Linked DNA regions of Homo sapiens: region 1 is linked to region 2. A link is a loop called in an ENCODE intact Hi-C map of the cell type or tissue named here. Cell type or tissue: endothelial cell of umbilical vein. All regions are shown on one strand. Each heading gives the region's core, and the rest is flanking DNA. Links, peaks and the distances in the headings are about the cores only. Region 1 overlaps SLC6A9 (solute carrier family 6 member 9). Region 2 overlaps ERI3 (ERI1 exoribonuclease family member 3).

Evidence for each region. Peaks named below come from ENCODE experiments on the same cell type or tissue, not always from the same donor. Only the 100,000 strongest peaks of a DNase experiment are listed, where the experiment ranks them.
Region 1: it touches region 2 in a loop (6-fold over the local background); 4 of 110 quality-filtered maps call a loop at or near these places.

Annotation. Positions count from the first base shown.
Region 1 is chr1:44,002,274-44,011,213 of GRCh38, reverse strand. SLC6A9 (solute carrier family 6 member 9) reads left to right here. Exons shown (of 14, transcript NM_001024845.3): 3 at 332-488; 4 at 1,118-1,249; 5 at 2,591-2,861; 6 at 8,229-8,361; 7 at 8,568-8,702; 8 at 8,798-8,901. Among named protein-coding and RNA genes, the nearest start is that of CCDC24, 15 kb to the right of the region's middle. RefSeq lists an enhancer at 1-600 and silencers at 5,438-5,497, 5,324-5,530. In endothelial cell of umbilical vein, for the core only: a CTCF peak has its summit at 5,390 (motif pointing left); a DNase peak (open chromatin) is centred at 5,373.
Region 2 is chr1:44,314,107-44,323,046 of GRCh38, reverse strand. It overlaps ERI3 (ERI1 exoribonuclease family member 3), which reads left to right. Exons shown (of 9, transcript NM_024066.3): 4 at 3,303-3,419. Among named protein-coding and RNA genes, the nearest start is that of ERI3, 37 kb to the left of the region's middle. RefSeq lists an enhancer at 8,223-8,392. In endothelial cell of umbilical vein, for the core only: a CTCF peak has its summit at 4,611 (motif pointing right); no DNase peak of the experiment used is centred there.

The sequences.
Region 1 (8,940 bases), core at 579-8,578, 310 kb after region 2:
GGGGAGGTTTTGGAGGGGCTTGGGGGCTCCTGGCCCTAGCTCCCTCTTCAGTGTCCCGCCTCCCGGATGCTGGTAGCAGCTCCTCAGGTGGGCTGTGCACCTGGCACTGGGTGCTGTGGGGCTGGTGAGGGAAGCTCTGCTTGGCGCCCTCTGGCAGCCACTACTCTCTGCTTCCCTCCTTTGCCAGGCCTGCCTGAAGCTCCTGCCAGCAGAGGGGAAGCCCGGGGAGGGGTGTTGGAGGGGCCACGGTTTCCCTGCTGGGGGAGGCCCAGAGGGTCAGGCATGGAGCACAAATGCCTTGCTGATGGTAGCTTCTCTCCTGTCCCCACAGAATGGTGCTGTGCCCAGCGAGGCCACCAAGAGGGACCAGAACCTCAAACGGGGCAACTGGGGCAACCAGATCGAGTTTGTACTGACGAGCGTGGGCTATGCCGTGGGCCTGGGCAATGTCTGGCGCTTCCCATACCTCTGCTATCGCAACGGGGGAGGTACCCAGTGGGCACAGGGCAGGGACCACCCACTTGGGTAGAGCCCACCCACCAGGGCCTGGGCCACCCTCTCCCTGGCACAGACCCACTCCAGATAAAGGCTGGCCTCTGGCCCTGGCCTCCTTCGCCCCCATCCCTGGCTTAGGCACCCTTTGCCTAAGGCAGGCCACCCCAGACCCTGGCAGTCTGTTGTTGGGGGCTGGCCCTGCCAGTTGGCCCCCTTTGAGGTGAGGAGAGGTGAGAAAAGGACCTAACCCCCCCCCCCCCCCGCCCACAAGGCTCCCTGTTCTATTCCCTGGGGTTCAGCAGCCCCCCTAAATGGTTCAGGGATGTTGAGGATCTCAGCAACTTATGCTTGTGAAATCGCTTGTTTAAACCATCAAATCCCACCCAAGTATGGAGGCTCTGGGACCTGGATTCCACTCCAAGCAGAATTCCTGAGAGCCTCTGTCAAGTTGAAAGACAGGCTGGGGGTGGTGTGCCTCAGCCCAGGCTCCTGCTCAAGCCTGGCACACTCCTCCCTGGGTCCTACCCAATCGCGAAGGTTTTGCTGTTGAGTTCTGAGCAGGAAGCCCAGGGTGAGATCCCTCCAAGCCCACTCCTGAGCCAGACCTCTCCCTGCCTACCAGGCGCCTTCATGTTCCCCTACTTCATCATGCTCATCTTCTGCGGGATCCCCCTCTTCTTCATGGAGCTCTCCTTCGGCCAGTTTGCAAGCCAGGGGTGCCTGGGGGTCTGGAGGATCAGCCCCATGTTCAAAGGTGAGGCCTGGGCGGGGCACTCGCTCACACATACACAAACACACAACGGCCTCTGAGGGCCGTGCCAACTCGCCCATCTGTACAAACATGGCTGACCTCTGTAGAGCCCTGATGCTGACCCCAAGCCCCACATCAACGGCCTAAGCCATGGATGCATGCTGGGACCCATGTTTACTTGGCTGCCACCCTCCCCTCCTACCACGTGTACACACAAAACTCCTTTGCGCCACCCCCCGCCAACTTACCCCTACCAAGACCTTGACCTGGCCTTCCTTTGGCCCTCCATCTCAGCCTGCCCCTTGGGCCCTTAGAAATTATTAACCTCGGGCCAGGCACAGTGGCTCACGCCTGTAATCCCAGCACTTTGGGAGGCCAAGGCAGGCAGATCACCTGAGGTCAGGAGTTTGAGACCAGCCTGACCAACATGGAGAAACCCCATCTTGGCCGGGCGCGGTGGCTTACCCCTGTAATCCCAGCACTTTGGGAGGCCAAGGCAGGCGGATCACAAGGTCAGGAGATCAAGACCATACTGGCTAATACGGTGAAACCCTGTCTCTACTAAAAATACAAAAACAAAATTAGCTTGGTGTGGTGGCAGGTGCCTGCAGTCCTAGCTACTCTGGGGGCTGAGGCGGGAGAATGGCGTGAACCCGGGAGGCAGAGCTTGTAGTGAGCCAAGATCATGCCACAGCACTCCAGCCTGGGCGACAGAGGGAGACTCCATGTCAAAAAAAAAAAAAAGGAAACCCCATCTCTACTAAAAATACAAAATTATCCAGATATGGTGGCGCATGCCTCTAATCCCAGCTACTCGGGAGGCTGAGGCAGGAGAATCGCTTGAACCTGGGAGGCGGAGGTTGCAGTGAGCCGAGATCGCGCCATTGCACTCCAGCCTGGGCAAGAAAAGCAAAAACTCCGTCTCAAAAAAAAAAAAAAAAAAAAAAAGGCCGGGCGCGGTGGCTCACGCCTGTAATCCCAGCACTTCGGGAGGCCGAGGCAGGCGGATCACGAGGTCAGGAGATCAAGACCATCCTGGCTAACACAGTGAAACCCCGTCTCTACTAAAAATACAAAAAAATTAGCCAGGCGTGGTGGTGGGCGCCTGTAGTCCCAGCTACTCGGTAGGTTGAGGCAGGAGAATGGCATGAACCCAGGAGGTGGAGCTTGCAGTGAGCCAAGATTCCGCCACTGCACTCCAGCCTGGGTGTCAGAGCCTGGGCAACAGAGCTAGACTCCATCTCAAAAAAAAAAAAAGAAAAGAAAAGAAAAAAAAGAAATTATTAACCTCACCTCCTCCTGCTGGATGCTGAGGCTCCTCCCCCCACCCCTCCCCTCCTGCAGGAGTGGGCTATGGTATGATGGTGGTGTCCACCTACATCGGCATCTACTACAATGTGGTCATCTGCATCGCCTTCTACTACTTCTTCTCGTCCATGACGCACGTGCTGCCCTGGGCCTACTGCAATAACCCCTGGAACACGCATGACTGCGCCGGTGTACTGGACGCCTCCAACCTCACCAATGGCTCTCGGCCAGCCGCCTTGCCCAGCAACCTCTCCCACCTGCTCAACCACAGCCTCCAGAGGACCAGCCCCAGCGAGGAGTACTGGAGGTGAGGCACCTGCAGGACCTGGGGTGGGGGGAACCTGGTGGCAACCCTGTCCCCACTGGGCAACCATCTGAAGACAAAGTAGGGTGCCTGCTGCAGGTTCAGCCCGCTGCTGGGCTGGGAGAGGGTAGAGGTGAGTGAAGAGTTTAGGAGAAGAGCCTGATGTACAGAAAGCAATGGAAGATGGAGGCCGGGCACGGTGGCTCATGCCTGTAATCCCAGCACTTTGGGAGGCCGAGGCGGGCAGATCACGAGGTCAGGAGATCGAGACCATCCTGGCTAACACGGTGAAACCCTGTCTCTACTAAAAATACAAAAAGAGAAAAGAATTAGCCGGGCGTGGTGGCAGGCACAGGAGAATGGCGTGAACCCGGGAGGCAGAGCTTGCAATGAGCTGAGATCGCGCCACTGCACTTCAGCCTGGGCGACAGAGCAAGACTCCATCTCAAAAAAAAAAAAAAAAGAAAGAAAGCAATGGAAGATGGAATGTTGAGTTGCAGGATCTTTACAGAGTAGCCGTGAGGAAGGCCGTCAGAAATCCAGCAAACCAGCCTTCAGAGGAGACTCAGGGGAAAGGGGGGCAGATCCTGGGGAGAAGAAGAGTGTGGGCAAAGGCTCTGTCCCAGATGAGCAGAGGCTGGCCCCAAAGCTGAAGGGAGCCTACTCTGATGAGAGTAACAGGTGTGGGGAGAATGCATGGGCTTCAGGTGGCCTAGGAAGTGGCACTGCCTTCATAAAGAACTTGCCAGGATTAGGCTTAGACTTGATGATGCAGAACAAAAGACGCCATGGAAGGTCTCTGAGCCGGGGGTGCCGTGATCAAGACATCCTGGCACATTTTGTTCAGAGGCGACAGAGACCAGAGTCTCAGGCCATCCTGCTGTGCCCTCCACCCACCAGTTGGAAATTCCCTGTGTCTTGCTGGGGAACCCCTGGGCAGAGGGCTTTGGGGGCATGCTGGCAGGCCTCCACCATTTATTCCACAACATTCACGCCTCTGCTCTGCCAGGCCCTGTGTCCCCATGGTAGGTATGAACAGCCCAGAGCCCCTGTCCTGAGGAGCTCACAGGGCAGTGGGGAGACAGATTGCTAATCACAGTAGGGCAAGTGCCTCGGTCCAGGTATGTGCAGGGGTGTCACAGAGACACAAAGAGGTAGTGCTTGGTGCTAAGGGGATGGGGCAAGACCAGGCAGTCAGAGCTTCCCAGAGAAGGGAGAGAGGAAAGTAGAGAGATTGGGAACCACATGAGCAGGTGAGCAGAGGCCAGAAGGAGGCAAACTGGAGCTGGGGTTGGGAGCAGGTGGGACGCTGAGTGACAAGACAGAAGAGGCCAGCAGGCATCATATAACACAGGGCCTCCCATGCCAGGCTAAGGGTTTGAGGCTTTTCTCCACATGTGATGGAAAGCCATGGCTGAAATGTACAAGGGTCTGAGGATACCGCAAGTCACCACAGGGCCTCTAAACCCAGGTCCAAGTACTCTGACCCTGAAGGACTCAGCTTCCCTGTGCCAACCTCTGGGCTGGGCTGTAGACACTCAAAGACAGGTAAGACAGGGCCACTATTCTCAAGGACCCAGAGCATAGAGAACACAGTTGCTGTCCCCCAGAGGGGCATGGGCAGACTCAGGCACTCAGTTACCAGACAGGTCATTTCATTTGTCTTTCATTTTTTAATTTTTAACATCCTAACATTTATTTTCTTTTTAAAAAATACACCTGGAACTGAATGGACAGATGATTTCTTTTTTTTTTTTTTTTTTTTTTTTGAGACAGAATCTCGCTCTGTTGCCCAGGCTGGAGTGCAGTGGCACGATCTCAGCTCACTGCAACCTCTGCCTCCCGGGGTAAGCGATTCTCCTGCCTCAGCCTCCCTAGTAGCTGGGATTACAAGCACCCGCCACCACGCCTGGCTTGTTTTTGTATTTTTAGTAGAGACAGGGTTTCAACATGTTGGCCGGGCTGGTCTCGAACTCCTGACCTCAGGTGATCCACCCACCTCGGCCTCCCAAAGTGCTGGGGTTACAGGCATGAGCCACCACACCCAGCTGATTTCTTGAGCACCTACTAGGTACCAGGTACTGTTCTCAGAGGGGAGAGAGGGCAGGGAGGCAGACATTGTCCTCACGGAGCTGCCGTCCGATGGGAGAACGAGCAGATATTGCTGAGTGAGGCGTTTTATTACATTTGAGGCATGATGTGGACTGGTCAACTTGATCTAGTCTGGGGTGATGAACCTTTCTGGAAGCTCCCAGAAACACAAAGCCTTGTGCAACCCCACCCCCAGATGCTCCAGTGGTGGTTGTCCCAGGGACTGACTGCCAGAGATTCCCAGCCCTGGGCCCACCCAGGGCAAAGCTCTAGAGATTTTATCCAGTAAAATCAGAGGGGAAGAGCCTTCAAAGAAATCTGGCTGGTGGAGCCGCTGCACTCTACTCCCCAGCGCGGGCTGGAGCCAGGCCTGCCTAACTGGCCACTGTCCCATGCGGGATACCTTCCCGGCAGCACGGCTCCCTGCTGCCCTCTCCTGGAGATCCAGGGAAATGGCCCTGAAGAGAGCAACCCAGGCTGGCTTCAGCAAGGGAGGAAAGGAAGCACCCTTATTGTTGAGCACCTACTAGGTGCCAGGCATGTTATCTAAGTAGATATTAGTATCCATATTTTCAGACTCAGAAACTGCCGTTTAGAGGTTAAGGAGCTAGGCAGCAGTCGCTGTATCAGAATCTGTGTGTGTTGCGCCCGTCTGGTGCTGCTGTTGCTGGGTGTGCCGGGGTGAATTAGGTGGGGGTGGCTGTGCAGGTGTTTAGTCCACACTCTCCAATGACCCTTTGGACAGCTGCGCGATCTCACTGGAGTGCCACAAAAACCCTGTTAGGTAGCTTGTGTAGGGATTTTAAAAATCACCATTTTACAAATGAGGGAAGCTAATCAAAAGTAAGATGAAGAGACTCTAAAGCGAGAGAAGCTCAAACGGCAGATTTCTGAGCCCATGTCTGCCTCTCACCCACTCACCCTTCTCACTCAGGGTCCTCCCCTCCCTCGCCACCCTCTTCACAATCTTGCCTTCCAGTCCCCTGTGCTGGTCTGATACCTGCTACTGGGTCCTAAACTCGTGACCAGGCCTTCTCACCTCTGCGGTCCCTGTGGGGCCCAGCTCCTGTCCCCCAGGGTCTTCATGGCAGCTCTGGAGTCACACAGACTCCTCCCAAATCCTGGCTCTGTCGCATATTAGCTGTGGCCTTGGGAGGTCGTTCACAGTCATTTGTCCATGAAATTGGGCAGTCGTGATACCTACCTGGTTTTAAAGACAAAATGAGATAATGCAGCCTAAATCACTAAGACTGCTGATAGGAGCTCAGGCAGCACAACCACAGCCCCTGTGGGACCTGTTCCTGAGGGTCCTGTTCTCAAGGCACTCACCACCTGGCCGGGGAAATAAGATTTGTCATGTGGAGACATTTTTAAAGCAACGCAGAGTAATTCTGGAGATGTCATGTGTCAAGAGGTCACTTGTAAATACGTTGGGTTCCAAATGTCCTTAGGCTGTTTGATCTCAAAAGCATGTGGTCCAAAACCAAAACCAAACAAAAAACAGAATATGATGCCCTAAAAATAAAGCTAGAATTCATCATTTGGTTTCCAGGCTAGCCTTTTAAACTCTTCAGTCCCTAACACTGTAACGCTATATTCTTGCAGTCAAAAATAATATAGGCCAGGTGCGGTGGCTCATGCCTGTAATCCCAGCACTTTGGGAGGCTGAGGCAGGAGGATTGCTTGAGCCCAGGCATTCGAGACCAGCCTGGGCAATATGGCGATACCATATCTCTACAAAAAATACAAAAATTAGTTGGGCATGGTGGTGCACACATGTAGTCCCATCTACTCGGGAGGCTGAGGTGGGAGGATCGATTGAGACTGGGAGGTCGAGGCTGCAGTGAGCCATGATTGTGCCATTGCACTCCAGCCTGGGCTATAGAGCAAGACCCTGTCTCAATAATAATAATATAAAACACTACCTGTTTAGCATATATGGTTAGACAAAGTATTAAAAAATCCTTCAGGCCAGGCGTGGTGGCTCACGCCTGTAATCCCAGCACTTTGGGAGGCTGAGGCAGGTGGGTCACCTGAGGTCAGGAGTTTGAGACCAGCCTGGCCAACATGGTGAAATCCCCATCTCTCCTAAAAATACAAAAATTAGCCCAGCGTATTGGTGCATACCTGTAATCCCAGCTACTCGGGAGGCTGAGGCAGGAGAATCGCTTGAACCTGGGAGACGGAGGTTGCAGTGAGCCCAGATCGCACGAATGCACTCCAGCCTGGGTGACAGAGCAAGACTGTGTCAAAAAAAAAAAAAATCCTTCAAACAAGAAATGGTTTCTTTACTTTGAATGCTGGTGCTGGAGGTAGAGCAGTTGTTCTTTGCCCTCTTCCCTGAGGGCTGGGGAGATGCCCCTGCAGGCCTGTATGCCCAGCACTTAGCACAGGCCCGGGCACGTAAATGTCTGATTGATCAAAAGATCACAGCTGGTATGACATAGGGTGCCAGATGGAGCCACCCAGAGGGGAGAAATTTGGGTCCAATCTTTTTTTTTTTTTTTTTTTTTTTTGAGATTGGACTTTTGCTTTGTTGCCCAGGCTAGAGTGCAGTGGCACAATCTCCACTCCCTGCAACCTCCACCTCCTGGGTTCAAGCAGTTCTCCTGCCTCAGCCTCCCGAGTAGCTGGGATTACAGGCACCCGCCATCATGGCCGGCTAATTTTTGTAGAGACGGGGTTTCACCATATTGGCCAGGCTGGTCTTGAACTCCTGACTTCAGGTGATCCACCCACCACGGCCTCCCAAAGTGCTGGGATTACAGGTGTGAGCCACCACACCCAGCCAGGGTCCAATCTTTACTGAGCATTCCACTGCTTCCCTCAATTTATCAGAGATAGAGCTAATTGGTGCACGTGAAATGCTCACTGGTGGCTTCCTGGAGGAGGTGACACCTGACAGAATGAGGAAAAGGCATTCCTGAAGGGAGAAGTGTGCAAACAAGGACCTGGGCTGAGCCCAACTGGGGACAAGGAGATCTCCTCGCCCAGGAACTAGGAAGACCACCCAAGCCTGGGGTGTGGCCTCCAGGAGCCCTTGAAGGGCCTGGGAAAGGCTGCAGAGCAGTGGACTGTGTTGGGCTCCCCAGGGGCTGCAGCAGGTGGAGGGGACTGGGCCGGCCAGGGCTGGGCCCCTGAAGTAGCTCCCATGTCACACAAGGTGGCTGCTGGGACCTCATGACAAAGGAGGGTACAGCCCGGGTGGGCCCTGGGCCTTGGGAATTTGTTGCTGGGCAGCGGCGGCTGGCCCTCAGTGACAGAGTCTCCCCTTCCCAGGCTGTACGTGCTGAAGCTGTCAGATGACATTGGGAACTTTGGGGAGGTGCGGCTGCCCCTCCTTGGCTGCCTCGGTGTCTCCTGGTTGGTCGTCTTCCTCTGCCTCATCCGAGGGGTCAAGTCTTCAGGGAAAGCAAGTACCCCTCCCCAGCAGGGTCTGTGCCCACCCAGAAAGACCCTGCCCCCTACCTGGGTTATGTGTGTATTGCAGGGAGGGGATGCTGAAGGGACTCCGGAGCCGGAGAGGGACCAGGGGGCTGGTGGTGATTAGGGAGCCAGGGTGGTGGTGCCCAGGGGAGGGGAGAGCCCAGAAGAGTCCATGGAGCCCTCTTGTGCCAGGTGGTGTACTTCACGGCCACGTTCCCCTACGTGGTGCTGACCATTCTGTTTGTCCGCGGAGTGACCCTGGAGGGAGCCTTTGACGGCATCATGTACTACCTAACCCCGCAGTGGGACAAGATCCTGGAGGCCAAGGTGGGAAGTGAGGGAAACCGGAAGGGGGCTGGGGAGGGGCCAGGGAGGTGCCTGCCTCTGCCCACAGCTCCTCACCCACCGGTCCTTCCCTGCAGGTGTGGGGTGATGCTGCCTCCCAGATCTTCTACTCACTGGGCTGCGCGTGGGGAGGCCTCATCACCATGGCTTCCTACAACAAGTTCCACAATAACTGTTACCGGTGAGTGCTCCCTGCTGGGCTGAGGCTGCCCCCTTCCTG
Region 2 (8,940 bases), core at 412-8,411:
GATGAAATTGGCTGAGAGAAAAGGTCAGGGTCAGGAATAACAGTTTCATTATCTGAGCAACTGGACATAGAGGCTGGCACTTGGGCACATTGTCACAAATCTTTGTGTTGGGATTAATGCCACTAACCTGTAGTGTTGGGGTTCCATCTCTGATCATTATCAGCTAAAAATCTTCAAAATGTTTGTCATGCTTCAGGTGCCCTGGCTGCAGAGTTGTGCCAACTTGGTGCAGATTGGGGCACCTCTCCCACTACTGGGCTGTTTGGGCCAGTATTTTGAGGTTCTGGGAAGTATGGAAGTACTGGCTGGGCAATATGGGATGGTAAGAAGTACCTCAGTGAGGTCCTTGCTGCTCTAATTTCTCAGAGAGTCTTTTCTCAGAAGCTTCTCTTTTGCATCCTCAGTAGCTCAAGTGAATATGCCAGTGTGTAGGCTCATTGTTAATAACAGCTCCTCATGTTGTGGAGGAAGGGCCCCTGCAAAGTCACGTTTTGAGACTGGTGCTTGAAACCACCTCTTCTTGGTCTTGGGGAGAAGGCTTGGCTGATGAGCTAGCATTATCAGAGATATGTTTATAATAGGCCCAATTTGATGTGTCCTGAGCCTTGGGTGTAGGCACCCTGGGAATTTCAGGGGCCTACCCCCCTCCTTTTTTTTTTTTTTGCGTGGATCCGAGTCTGGCTTGTTCTTCCTCTCTGGGAGCATGGCACTGAGTTTCAGCACGTAGTTGGCCCCATTTCCCTATGGGTGAGGAAGCTAACATCAGGAAAGTTTGAATATTGAGCTACAGTATTTGCTGTTATTTGCTGCAATGCGGAAACCCAAAGGCCAAGTTTCCAGAGAGTCTGCTGGGGATGTTGACTTGGTGCTGGTCAGAGTGGAAGCTGAAGCACATACTATTTTATAATAAATACTAATGAAATCCTAGATCTATAATAGCATTTCGGATATCTAAAACAAACCATGTGCTTGTAAAAAAGTGGAAAGAGATCAACTTTAAGCCATAAATTCTTGGTAATAGAGGGTTTTTTTCTATTAATGTTTGATAGATATTTTTATTTCCAGAGGAATGTCAACTCCTAATTTCATAATGTATCATGGGCTTAAGAAAATTGAATTTAATAAAAAGCCAAAGATGAATGGCATCCTTAAAGGTCCCAACACTTGTCTTTATTAGCAGGACAAACTGTAGGTCTCCAAACACTGCTGCTCTCCAAATGAAAGTTTAAATGAAAAGTACAGTTGTGTCACAGGTTAAATTTCATTGTGGGCCCAGCTAACATTGTTAGTGAGGAGCTGGCTGTATTTGTTTCCTTAGACACCAGGGCAGCCATACTCACCAGGCTATAGAGCTCTTTCTGTTGAGGAAGTGTTTCTTCTACTTAGGGGAAGAGGAAGGACACATCGGAAAAATCAGGAGTCAGATGAGCCTGATTCATGGGCAACACCTCAGAGTTGGCTCTTGGAATCCTGGATACCTGATTTTGCAGGGGGACCAATGTGTATTTTTTTGGTGTGTGTTCGATTTTGTTATTCAGTTCCAAACCCCCATTTACTCTGTATGTAATGCTTCTTGGGGAACAGAAGGTCCAGGGAATTGGGAAATGAGTGTCCCCCTCTCTTCACCTTGGAAGGAGAGGTATTACCTGGTCTAAGCAGCAGTCTGGGCCTCCCTTCTCTCCCCTCTGCCTCAGCCTTGCAGCCATTTTGCCCTTTCTATCTCTGGGAATAAGCTCCTGTCAGCTTCCTCATCTTTGGAGATCAGCCCACGGAGACAAGGCAACCACAATCTTTGAATCTCTCTGGCATGAAGTCTGACTGACTTGATTTGGTTTTCGGTCCTGATGTGTTGGATTGAAATAGATGCTTTAAAAACAAGCCCAATATTAGTGGGTATGTTTTGCCGGGAGGATACCTGGCTTTCCTGGGACATCAAGGAGATTGACCATTTCTCCTTGTGTTTTCCCACCCATCAATTTCCTAAGTGCAGTCAGGTGTCATCCGTTTCGTGTTGCTTCTCCAGGCTGTCTCTGGAGAGAACCACTTTACCTTGATTTTAATGATACTGGAAAGGTCTTCTCCAGAATGAAGGACCTGGGGAAGGGGTGCTGCTGGAGCTGACTATTAGGGTCACTGAATAGGCAGAGCCCCCTTCCTTTCTCTCTGCAGTGGAGGCCCTTTCCACATGCTAATTTTACTCAGAGAATTTTGCTTTTATTTATTTTTTTTATTATTTCCTATTTGTCTCTTCCAGATGTTTTCAGGGCAGTTTTTTTTTGTGTTGTAAACTAATTCCATTCATGTTTTAAAAATTTATGAAAGCGCTAATAAAAATGTCAAAGTGGTAAAAATGTTAGCTTTTCCTCTGCTTTGATTAAATTTTGCAAACTGTTTTTGAATATTAAAAAGCAATAATTTTTTTTATTCTCTCTCCTCGCTTTCCCTCTTCTCTCTGGTACGCACGTGCTCTCTTCTGCCCTCTCCCCACTCTGGTGCGTTCCTCCCTTCCCAGGAGCGATGTATGAGGCGTGCTGCACAGCCAGCGTTCTGCAAGCCTGTTTGCACACCAGGACCTTGGTGCTGTGCATCTCTATTAAATAGCGGAGACAAATTAATCTTAGAGACACCAAACAAATTGTCACTCCTTGTCCTTCTCTTCCATTATGTTTCAGTGGACTGGGAAAGGCTAGCTAAGCGATTGGGCTGGCGTTGTAGAGGTAGTGTGTGCTGCCTGAAAGGTGGGAGGCGCTAGCTCCTATTACTGTTACTCTTTTCTCCTTCTCTTTGGGATCCCCTTTGGCTTTATTTTTTATCTTTTTTTGAAAAATAAGAACTAATGAAGAAACTTACCAGCTTGGTTCAAACTTCATACAAGGAAATCTATGCATTGGTCTGATGGCTGGTTGTCTATATGGCAGGAGATCAGACCCATTTCAGGACAGGGACCTGGGCAAGAGAAAGAAGGGCGTATTCTTAGGGGCTCAAGTTAGCAAGCCTCTGCTAGAGAACCAGTTGGAGAAACTGGGGCAGATGATACCACTGTCTTCCTTCCCATTTCCAGAAACAATGGGGATGAGGGCTGTGTTCAGTCCCTGGAACCTATGAGGATATTAGCAGTGGGAAGGTTAGGATTGTAACTGCTGGTGCCGTCTCACTCAATCTTGGGTTTGGCCTGGCAGGAGCTAATGAACCCAAAACACTAATGAATCCAAAACACTCATTCTTTGTTGACTTGGAGCTACTGTTGGAAATGGTTGATTACAATAACTTATTTTTCCTTTTCTGTATCTTTGGCACTCCAGGAAATCATCGAGTTCCCCATCCTAAAGCTAAATGGCCGGACCATGGAGATTGAGTCTACCTTTCACATGTATGTCCAGCCTGTAGTCCATCCACAGCTTACCCCATTCTGTACAGAGGTAAGGGCCCTGGAAGTGGGCAGCAGGGGCTGCTGGGAGGGGAATTTTGGAATCCTTGGTGCTCTATATAGGCCACTTAGAGAAAGCATAGGGCTTATCAATCCTTAAGGCAAGTGCACACTAGACCTAGCAGTTAGGTTTTATGAAGTCTGCCACTCCACTCAGGTCACTGTTGTTACTGGGGACCCAGGGAGAGCAGTGGCTTAGTCTACCCCTGCTTCCCCAGCATCCCTTCCTGGTGACCGGCACTTGGAGACCAGGAGCAGAATGGCATTTCTGGGGTTCAAGTTCTTTCCAGTTCAGTTTTCCTTAGGGCCCCTTGGCAAGAGGTAAAGATTTCAGCCACTTGGAAGGCAGGGTTATGTTCAGGCCTTCTTAGCTTTCTGGCATTGTTACTCTGTCCTCCTGTAAAGTGGTCCTGTGTGAAGCGTAGGTTGAGTTTGTCGAAGGTACATTCTGTCACCGAGGGAAGAGAAGAGTGGTCTCAGTGAAGCATGAGACCTGGCTGGCCAAGGCTGAAATCTGCTTATCCTAGGTGGGTACTGTACTTGGCCTCCTTGTCAGCAGGTTAGTATTGGTTGCATTTTACAGATTGTGAAACTGGGCCTAACTGAGATTTTAATGATTGCTGGAGGCTCAAAAGAGCCATTGGCAGAGGGGAGGAGCCCCTGCAAGTTCTAACTCCCAGAACTGTGTGAAGTCTTCTGTGGCTACTTTTCCCTGTGACATGTCATGTAATGCACTCAGTGGTGGCCAACAGGCTGTGGTGCAATCAGGGGTTAAGAATGTGTGGTAGCAGGGGTGATGAGAATCTTTTAAGAGTCTGGGGCTGAGGTACATTAGAGACTTTGTGCCTTCATTTAGAGACCTATCTTCTACATGTGAATGAAATAGGTGAAAAAGGGTTCTTGAGTTATCCCAAACAGTCTCCTTGGTAAGAAGGCTGGGGATGAGCCTGTTTGACCCTGGTGGGCCCTGAGGCTGACTTAGCCCAGACAGGAGGTCTCGAGGTTGCTCCTGAATTCGATGCCAGTGTTTGCCAGCTGACCCAGGTGGGGCTTTTGTTGCAGGCATCCATCTGCCAAGGCGCCTAGCCTCTTAAGCCTTTTGTTATTCCAACTAATGATGTTGGGTTCTGGTTTTCGCCTTCCTCTGCCGGGGTTTCCCCTTTCCCCTGGGATTTACCTATACCACCAGGGGGCGCTAATCTGACTTTTCTGCCCTTTTTGAAAAATCACCATTTTAATGATGATGAAAATTCCCTTGCTTATGCGAAGGGAAGGAAAGACTTTCTTTAAGCCAGCCAGTTACCTGAGCCCTCCACTGGCCTTGAAAGGCTAATGTCCTCTTGTCCTTACGTAGACAGGCAGGCCCAAATTTTAGTAAGTTTGCTACCTGTTTAGGAATGTAACAGTATTCTGCTGGAGCTGGACCCTGGGCAGGAGTGGATGCTTGAGAGTATCGGAAGAAGAGGGACTTCTTTTAGAGTAAGGCTGCTGCTGCTACTTTTTGTGGGAATGGGAGGAGGGATTGTGAGACTATGATGAACAGTTTCTTCTCTCTAGAAAGCTTCACCCAAGGATGCACATACATAATTTGGAGGGGAGTAGGAGTGGTAGTTGGGATCTTTATTATGAAGGCTGTTCTAAAAGTGAAAATGTGGTTGTTCTGTAGGCACCGGGTCTGCCATTTTGTCTCAGGTTTCCAGAGCTCAAAACTCGCCATGATCTTGTCCATCCTTTTTTGGCCAGCCTCATATCTCTCTGCTTCATCTCCCACCTAGCTCCCCTCACCCAGAGGTTGCCCTCTTACAGTCTGTCTTTTCACATGATGGTCCTCCTGCCTGCACAGAGTTCCCACTCTCCCCGCCAACTCCTGCTTGACCTCCAGGACTCTGCTTAGGGTCACTTTCCCTGATCCCCAGATTGAGTTGTGCTTATTCCAACATAGAACTGATCAGATACTTTATACTATAATTATTTATCTGTCTTTTCACTAGACTATAAGTTCTTTGAGGGAAGAAACTAGACCTGATCCATCTCCATCCCATCATTAGGGTCTGCTACCAAGTAAACACTTGATACGTGTCCCTTAAATGAATGAATATTGTCAAGGAGTTATTTTCTGTCTCTCCCAAAAACAACTGTACTGCTGACTTGTTATTTTGAGTAAGTAAGTAAAGTCTTGTTTGGAAAACCTCAGATCATATATATTTTGCCCTGTCTCCATACCAGATGGAATTGTATCTCCGAGAGGCATAGACACAGGATGGGGGCTGTCATTCTGAAACCTCATCCAACCTGGCAGTTGGTGCCTTTTGCGGGTGGGGATGGAGGTCATTCCAACCAGAGAAAATCTCTCATTAGTAAGTGTGAGGAACAGTCCCAAACCTCCAGATTATACTTAAGTAGTTCCTCTGGCAGGATTTTCTCTCTTGTGCACAAGAAGTTCTTAACCCCAGTGTGTGTGTGTGTGTGTGTGTGCACGCACATGCGTATGACATGTGCACACACATGGGCACATGCTTGGGGAGAGAAGCAGGCTCAGTGCTGGACAGTAGGAAGAAGGATTCCAGTTTGAACAAGTCTCTAGCACACACAGAGAGACTCCTACTTTTACTGCTTCATATTAGGAATGTGTTAGTACCCTTCTTGAGGTCCCTTCTTAGTTTCAGTTGAGAGTCGGCCTGGAGACGTGGTTCTGACAGAGATAGGATGGGATGTGTTTCATTCCTTCCCGAGCCCTTTCCCTTTGACCTCTAGAATCTGCTCCAGTTCATCAAGTCTCTATCTCTAGCAGCTGGGCTGCTGCACAGTCCCTAACCATGTCTTCTTTTTGTTGTTGTTATCATGAAAAAAAAACTAGAGAAATACTCATTTTGCTAAGTGCCAGTAAAGGGCTTTGTCTTGCACCTGTACTTATAAAGGGTGAGATTTATTGGTCTCTTTGTCTGAAGAGAAAGAGTGGGTCTGATTATCAGATTGCACACCAGAGACAAGTGCTTATGTAATCAACAAACTGTCTTGGTGTCAGAATACGATTGTGTTGGAGATAAACTGTGAAAGGAGAAAGCACTGGATGCTGACATGCTATTGGCACTGAGTTTCCTGGGCTGCTTCCTGTAGTTGCTAGTGTTCTTGATGAAGCCAGCTCATTCCTGGACAAAGCCCTTGTGAGGGTAGGGGATCTCAGTAACCAGCCATGTTATCAGTCAGGGTCAAAAGCCCCTTGCCTTGTGGTTTCTGAGTCTGGAGAAGTGGGAGTTAATCTGTAATCCCTCATTGAAAGGAGCCACAGAGCACACATTAATTCTTCCTCTCACCTCTCCTGCTTTAAGTGGCTAAGGTCTCTGAGCTCTGTTTAGCCTGTGAGCCCTGGTTCTCAGCTTAGTAATACTTGGCTTTGCTCTAGTACCTTTCATTGTAAGGAGTGAAAGCTTTTTACAAACATGTATTAACCCAAGTGGGACTGGGCTTAAACTGTAACATGAAGGATTTAAGTTAGGCCTAAGATAGAACTTCCCAGTATTAATTTGATAAAATTGTCTCGTTCCCTCATAGCATCCTGTATAAACCTTACACGTGTCTTATAGGTCATTAGTATCAGGTAGAGGAACTAATTTTTACTTAAAAAAAAAAAAAAAAGATGGGGTCTCTCTATGTTGCATAAGCTGGTCTCAAATTCTTGGGCTCAAGCAGTCCTCCTGCCTTAGCCTCCCAAAGGGCTGGGATTGCAGGCTGAGCCACCATGCCCAGCCCAGAACTAACTTTAATTTCATCCCTTCTTTGTCCAGTGCCTTGGCAGAGCTGAAAAGGGGTGGTCCATCCTTGGAGGGATTAATACAGGAGCCTGAGGCCTTCCCTGAGAAGGCTTTGTCTAGCTGAGCCAACTGCTCAAGCCCCTGTGTCTCTGGGGGCTAAATGCAAATCCTTGAGGAGCTCAGCTGTGAGCCATGCTTTACTGAGCCACAAATGAAAATGGCTGTTGTCTGGGAAGCATGGTGAGAGAAGGAGCTGACCTCACTAGGCTCCTCCCAGGCTGATGATTCTAGGATCACTGAGCACTGGAGTGGAGTTTGTGAAAGCCCCAGGATGCTGGAGCTCCATTTCCCCAGCTCCAGGTGGGAGAGTTGGGTTTAGTCTGCAGTGAGGCATCCTGCAGCAGAACACCAGAGCAGCACCCTGGTTTTCCATTTTGGTGTAGTGATTTTCTTGCCCCACATCAGTGATTTTCCTGGGGCCCAGGGCAGGGGCTTATGGGGTACACACAGGTGCTGACCTAAGCCTTATCTCCAGGGAGGGAGGGCTCTTGGCAAGGGTGCATTGCTTTCCTGTGTGAGTGAGACTTTCTTTAAGCCCTTGGCATTCAGCTCATTTGAGAGACCCTTGGTGGGAGCCAAGAGAAGGAGTGGACCTAACCTTGCCGCCTGAAACTCAGACCAGACACAAGACTAACATTTGGACCCTGGAGCTTCCTAAGAAGTGAGAGTGGCTGTGGTCCGCCTTTTCCAGGATGGTCCTGATGTTGAGCCTCAGCTCCAGGCCTGAAGATGTGTCTAAGCCCTAGGCTTAACAGGAGAGAAGCTGGACCAGAATGGGCAGCGGTGGGCCTGTGGGTGTCTGTCACTAATCTGGGGTTGGTAATAAGCCTCCTCCTGACTCTCTTTGGCCCCTTCATGCCTGAGGCAAAACAGGGCAACTGCCTGCTCGGTTTGCGGCTCTGGAAGATGTAGAGGCTCTCGGTACTAGTTGGGGCTGGGTGTAGGAGGGGGCTGCTGAGAACATGTATTCCATGAGGGCAGAGTTTTTACATTTTTCTTCACTGCCGGATCTCTAGTTCCTGTAATGCGGCCCAGCCCGTAGTAGGCTTTCTATGAATAGTTGTTGACTAAATAAAAGGAGGAGTCCTTTGTACTCCAAGATTATTGAAGCTGCTGACTGAGGGCACTTCCCCACTCCCAGCCCCCCAGCCCTTAGCGGACCATCTTTTCTTCTCTTTGACTCAGGCCCTCCCTCTACTGGGCAGTTCTTTGGTCTTCCAGGCAAGGAAAGGGTGTGGAGGTGCCAGCCGGGTGGGCATGCTGTGGGTTAAAGCTTTGCAAAACAACAGTGTAGTTAATCTTTCTAATTTATTTTCCTTTTAGACCATGGGAAGTCTGTAGGCAGCAGCTGTTACCCAATTAAAATACAGATTAATATAAAAACAGTTTCTGGAATATAAAATAGAGTGGCTGTGTCCTTACACTTCCTTAAAATACCACCTAATAATGACTTGATGAACTACAGAAACCCACCTAGAGGAGCTCAGCGTTTTTAAAATGAAAATTTCTCCCTAAAAGGTGTATATTACCATTCCATGTAAGTCACCATGAGAAAATAACCTTCCCTTTTAGAGCCAGCAATTTCTGTGAGTTGGGTATTTGGTATTCATTAAGTGTAATTATAGTTTAATTGGAGTTTAATCTCCCCCCCCCCAACACACTTTAAAAAAAAGAAGTTTCCAAGCAAGTCTGAGATACTGC